Regions from separate parts of the Homo sapiens genome. Here region 1 is linked to region 2. The links are chromatin loops, found by intact Hi-C in ENCODE. Cell type or tissue: PC-9. All regions are shown on one strand. Links, peaks and the distances in the headings refer to the core of each region. The heading gives the core; the rest is flanking DNA. Region 1 has its middle 24 kb from the start of MIR3164. Region 2 overlaps LINC02952 (long intergenic non-protein coding RNA 2952).

Region 1 (2,896 bases), core at 129-2,628, 330 kb before region 2:
GGTAAGACAACTCTGGCCTTGCCCGGCCCGGGGTGCCCCCACAGCTCATTCACCTGGCACAGAGAGGCAGTGAGCAAACCAAGAAAGGCACTTTTGATCTGGGGACGGCTGGCACGTTTGCCAAGAGCCCCCAGACAGCCCTGCCTGGCTCGAGCCCAAGACAGCTTCTCAAAGGGCAGTTCCTTTGAGAGAGACTGTTGGGAAACACCTTTGAAAAATGGCTTTGTGCAGCCGGCCTGGAGGGCTGTGGACCGAGCCCCAGGGCTCCTCCTTGGCCACCAGCCTGGGTCCCAGGACGCAGGGCCATATGGCAGGTTTAGAAATTAAGCCAGGCCCTGACATTCCTGTGTGCAGCTCCGGAGGCCCCCTCCCCGCCCCGTGCCTGCAGCCCACTCCCTACCTCTGCCAGCCCGGGGCTCAGCGCCTGCCCTGTGCTTGGGGTGGGGTGAGGAGCTGGGCTTCCACGCCAGCCGACTGGGAAGCTTCTCCAAGTGGTGAAACCCAAGGGAAAGCCGTGGAGTCTTTCCCCGCTGCCACCCGCCTTGGTTTAGTGATGCTCTGCTGGGCCACGTATCCTGCTCTCAGAGTTCAGAAGGGACTTAATCTATTTTTGTCCTGTTCAGCCAGGATGATTATCTTTAATAAGGCCATCTTGAACGTTTCCTTGTCAGCTCGTTTTAAGGAAATGTTTGCGCATTAAGCATTTTCCCACAGCGGTAAGACAATGTGCTGTCCCTTGCCAAAGATCACATTTGCCATCCTCGGCGTTCCTGCCTCTGGACGGTGAGCCTGGAGGCTGGCCAGCCCATTGCTGCCAGGGGCCCTCCATTGATCACTATCAGGATGTGATTGATTAATATCATGGAGGAGGAGGCCTGCGCTTGGCTGGCCCGGAGCTCCCTGCTGCCGAGGGGCTCTGTGGGCAGGGTCCATGACCACTGGCAGTGGGGAGGGGCAGCAGCGAGGTGGTGCATGGGCTCCGGCAGGTGGCCTGAGTGATGGGCTGAGCTTGGCCGTAGCCGTGTGAACCGGCCGCCCGGCCCTGCCCCCAGCTCTTTGAAGCACTTCCAGTTTGCCCAGCTGGGTACGTCCAGTGCAGCCCTTTACATTTCCAGTTTGTCCAGATCCACAAAGCAAAACCAAACTTTCCAGGTCCCCTGAGGCCTGCTGGCCCTGGCTCCCAGGCCCGGCTGCCCAGTGAGGCGCTGTGGGAAGGTGCCTCTGGGTGATTCTCTGAGCCCGTGGGCAGGGGACGGAGGGAGCTTGTCCCAGCCTCCTGTCCTTGGTGAACTGCTCCAGTGGGGACAGGCCTCCCTCCACCATCTTCCCACTCAGGGCTACCCAGAGGCCAGGCTCCCAGGGCCCAGCCCTCACCTGCTGAGTGACCAGGGCAGGGGACAGCATCTGTATCTGGCTGTGTGGGGGCCCAGCCACAGAAAGGCAGGTGGGACAGCAAATGGCAGAGTTTGGGGTTTTCAGAGGCCACAGCTTCTGGGGAGAGGAGGATCCCTGAGCATGAATGGTTGCAACAGGATGTGGGGAGGGAAGAGGAAGAACTGGTCCAGACAGAGAAGGAGTAAGGAGGGCCCAGGGCAGTGGGCAATGCTGTGTCTGCTCCATATCCAAGAGGTGGTGCTGGGGCTGATGCCTGCGGAGAGGTGGGCAGCCCAGGGACTGCCTGGCCTGCTTGAGAAGCTAATGGCTGGATGGGTAGGGCCATCCAGTGAGGGTATTTTCTAAATTGGAAAGTCCCTGATTTTTTGGGAGCTGGAGAACTTTAAAGTGGGAAGGGCCTGTGGAGAACTTAGCATCAGGTCCCCTGGTGTTGGGGAGGCTGAAACCTGGCATGGCAGGAGTGGCCCAGCCCGTGCTGCTGGGAGAGGACCAGTGGCTGCTGCACTAAGAGCTTACCTGGGGCAGGTCCACGGGTCTCTCACAGTGCAAACCCCATGGCCTGGAATGCAGTATTCATGCCAGAAACACTGAGAAAGGCTCTGCCATCCAGGGACTATGCTGTGAGGGTTTGCTGAGCACCAGGATTTTCTGAGCAGTGGGGTTTGCTAAGCACCTGGGTTTTGCTAAGCACCAGGGTTTGCTGAGCACTGGGGTTTGCTGAGCACCAGGGTTTGCTGAGCACCAGGATTTTCTAAGCAGTGGGGTTTGCTAAGCACCTGGGTTTTGCTGAGCACCAGGATTTTCTCAGCAGTGGGGTTTGCTAAGCACCTGGGTTTGCTGAGCACCAGGGTTTGCTGACTACCATACTGCCTTGGATGCCACAGTGAATGCAGGCACAGCCCCACCTGAATGTTGCTTCAGCCTCCTCTTATCCCAGCTCTGTGAGATGGGGCCCCCACACCCCAGGGTTGTCCAGAGTATCACACCTCAGGATTGTCCAGAGTATCACACCTGGTCACACCCTCCTCCTCATCTTGGGAGAAGCCTCTGTGACCCACCTGCTCATGCCCGTGTCCTGGGCTCGGTGTTGATGCTCCCACCCCACCCCATTGCAGTCATCAACAAAGTCCATTTGAACCTCCAAGCACATTTTTGGTCTGCCTCTCCTCATTCCCTCTCCCCTGTCCCAGCCCCGCCATCCAACACACCTGGAGGACTATAGTGGTCCCTGATGGTCCACCTGTTTCTCCACTGCTGACTTCTCTGCTCTGTCTTTGCACCCGCAGCAGCTATTGGATCATGTCCCTCCCCGTTGTGAAACTCAGCCATGGCCGTCCACAGCCCTCCACCCTGGTCCCCAGCCTGCGTGCACGAGCCCCTGCCCACTGTGAGCCTGCCACCCCTGCCATGTCACTGGCCAGCACTACACCTCCCAGCCTCAGGGCCTTTGTCCAGGATGTTTGGATTGGGCTGAATGATGACCCCCTTAACGTATGTCCAA
Region 2 (2,896 bases), core at 194-2,693:
GTGACGCAGATACCTTGCCTGGCTTGGTGCACCTACAAATTGTATCCTGGATTTGTTAGCCATTCAGCAATGGTCTGCTAAATGATGAGAACAAGCCGGCACCCCAGGAATTGCAGGTGTAACAGCAAATGGGATAAAGACGCCGCCCTCACAGGGCTTACCGTGGAAGAGATGGGAAATCCAGACCCACAGCTAAGGGCAGGGCCAGAGGGTGCTGAGTGCTGGACGAAGTGAGACGAGGGAAGCGGGTGTGGACTGAATTGCAACCCCCCTCCAACAAGATGTTTGTGTTGAAGTCTTAACCCCCAGGACCCCGGAACATTTCCTGATTTGGAGATAGGGCCTTTACAGTGGTCACCAAGTTCTGAGGAGGCCATTAGGGTGGGCCCTAATCCAATATGACCGCAGTCCTACTAAAAGAGGAAGTTCAGGCACAGAGGCCGCATGGGAGGGAAGCTGATGTGGAGAGGCATGGGCCACCTGCAAGCCAAGGAGAGAAACCTGGGCCAGTTCCTTCCCCGCAGCCTCAGAAGGAGCCTGCCCTGCTGACACCTTGATCTTGGACTTTCATTTCTATCAGTTAAGCTGCCTGGTCTGCGGATCTTTTGGCCTAGCGTATGGGGCTTGTACTCCACACGTCTCCCAGGGCTCTGCAGGCCAGCACCGGGGACCCCACCCATGTTATGCTCCACTTTCCAGGGAGGGAAACTGAGGCTCACAGAGGTGAAGTCACCCTGACAAGCCCCACAGACCATGGCCCAGGCTTGCTAGACTCTAGGGACAGAGCCCTTCTTCCCCTCAATGAGGCCACTGACCTCTCCAGGTGAACGTTGTTGGTGCAGCAGGGCATGAACCAGCTCACGTGCCTGGCCCACTGGCCAGACCACAGCATGGCTCTAGCTGCCCTGTCCCTGGCTGCATTGCTCACAGCCGACAGGGGCAGACAGGTGTAGACACAGCCGCCCAGCCCTGCAGCCCGGCATCCCAGGAATGTGGTCAGCCACCCACACCACTGCCCCCACCCCAGCCAGGCGTGCTGTGTCAGCCCTGGGCCCTCCTGCCCTTCCCTCCAAGCCCCGCAGGTCGCCCAACTCCCAGGGCGGCTGCATTCACTGTTCATCCCCCAGGGGAAGAAAGGCCGGGACCAGGGGCTGGCCCTGGGCCTGCACCAACCAGGGATCCTGCTCTAAGGACCTGACAGCTGCTGCTTTGCCCTTAGAGGAAAGGAGACCTTTAGAGAGACAGGAGGAAAGAGAGAGCAAGAGAGAGTGAGAGAGAGAGAGAGAGAGAGAGACAGGGAGAGAGGGAGAGAGAGAGAGAGACAGAGAGAAAGGGAGAGAGAGAGACAGAGAGGCAGAGACGGAGAACACTCCAACCCAAATATCCTGTCCCAGTTTTGAGCACAGCTTGGAGGTGTCCCCCTGCTAGGGGAGGGGTTCCAGACTCCAATGTGTCTCTTTAGTGAAGAATGCCCTGAAAGCCTTCTAGAGAATTGTGGGTGCTTCTCCCACCCACCCCATCTTGTTGGGAGCCTTGCTGATTGAATACCTGGCTCCCCTGAATATGTCTCGGGACACTGCAAGTCAGAGGGCGGGCACAAGTGCCGGCACCAGGCTTCACCGCCACAGTGACCCTCAGGGTGGGTCTGGGGGGCAGAAAGGTCACGCCCTTCCTTTGAAGACAAGGGGCCAACGGGGGTGGGGAGGGGTCTTCCCTCTGAACACCTCCTCCTCCCCTCTCTTGCTGCACTGGGGCCCCAGCGGCTGCCTTTCCTCATACAAACCAGGTTGTACAGCCTGATCCACTAGGGAGAGCCTGGCGTGGGGGCAGGCGAGTCCTGACTGCAGGGGAGACGTGCAAGTGAGGAAGGGTGGTCCTGAGGAAGGGTGGTCCGCAGGGAGACTTCAGCCTCCAGAGACAGGTGGCCGCAGCTCCCCTAAGTCGCATCCCATCCCCTAGTCCAAAGCGCAGTGTCTGGTCACAGTGAGGCCCCAGAAAGGCTGGGCCTGTGTGGACACACTTCTCGCTTATTGCTTCCACTAACCCCACAAAGAAGACAGCTCCATTTCACAGATGAGGAACCTGAGTCGTGAGAGGTTAAAAGACTAGGGTGAGGGCACGGGATTGCAGTGGGCAAAGCCAGGCTCCTTGCACGGTGCGCCCTGGCACTCACTCAGAGGAGGCTCTGAATACAAAACCAGGATTGCACTGAGATAGCCCTGCTGTTTCCGCGCGGACGTGGAATGAAGTCAGCCCTGGCGATGCCAGAGAGAGACAGGCGGAGAGACGATCAGAGCCTCCCGGCTCCTAGTGGCTCAGGTGTGGCCCGGTGTGAAAACCTCAACCGTCCCAGAATTGAGGTGTTGAAGGCTCCTCTTGTTCCCTGATCAGCCAGACATTGGCTCCGGGACCAAGGCGGGGCCCACGTAGGGTCTGGTTGGTGGGGTGGGCCTGCCCATGGCCCTGACAGCCCCCGTTGTCCTAGGCAGGGAGTGGGGGACAGGTATTCAGGGCCTGGAGAGGTATTCCCAGGACAGGCGGGCTGTGGGGTGTGTGGGCGCTCCCGGGAGGTCCTGGCAGCCGCTGAGTGCAGACCAGGCCTGCAGACAAAGGAGAGAGTACAGACACAGTCAGCCCCCAGACCCACCGCCAGCGCCCGGGTGCACTGGGCCCTGCGTCTAAGGAAGCCCCTTACCCCTTGGGTTTGCCTCTTTTCTTTGGAAACACAGCAAGACAGACCAGCCTGATTTCCTGCTGCACTCTGTACAGACGTCCCCACACGCCCCCAGGGTCCTCCCAGGGACCACCCCAAGGCTCCATCTCCCCCTCCACCCCTTGCAAGACACATATTTACACCCCCTCCCAGGACCACCTCTGCATCCCTGAACCTAGTGGG

What was found. Hi-C counts contacts between places; a loop is a spot of excess contacts. Peaks named below come from ENCODE experiments on the same cell type or tissue, not always from the same donor. Only the 100,000 strongest peaks of a DNase experiment are listed, where the experiment ranks them.
Region 1: it touches region 2 in a loop (7-fold over the local background); 11 of 110 quality-filtered maps call a loop at or near these places.

Annotation. Positions count from the first base shown.
Region 1 is chr11:69,105,484-69,108,379 of GRCh38, forward strand. No RefSeq gene overlaps it. Among named protein-coding and RNA genes, the nearest start is that of MIR3164, 24 kb to the left of the region's middle. In PC-9, for the core only: no CTCF peak of the experiment used is centred there; DNase peaks (open chromatin) are centred at 748 and 1,128; H3K27ac peaks cover 2,270 bases.
Region 2 is chr11:69,436,254-69,439,149 of GRCh38, forward strand. LINC02952 (long intergenic non-protein coding RNA 2952) reads right to left here. Exons shown (of 2, transcript NR_186235.1): 2 at 1-2,600. Among named protein-coding and RNA genes, the nearest start is that of LINC02952, 7.3 kb to the right of the region's middle. RefSeq lists enhancers at 802-1,633, 2,464-2,896. In PC-9, for the core only: a CTCF peak has its summit at 1,292; a DNase peak (open chromatin) is centred at 978; H3K27ac peaks cover 1,490 bases.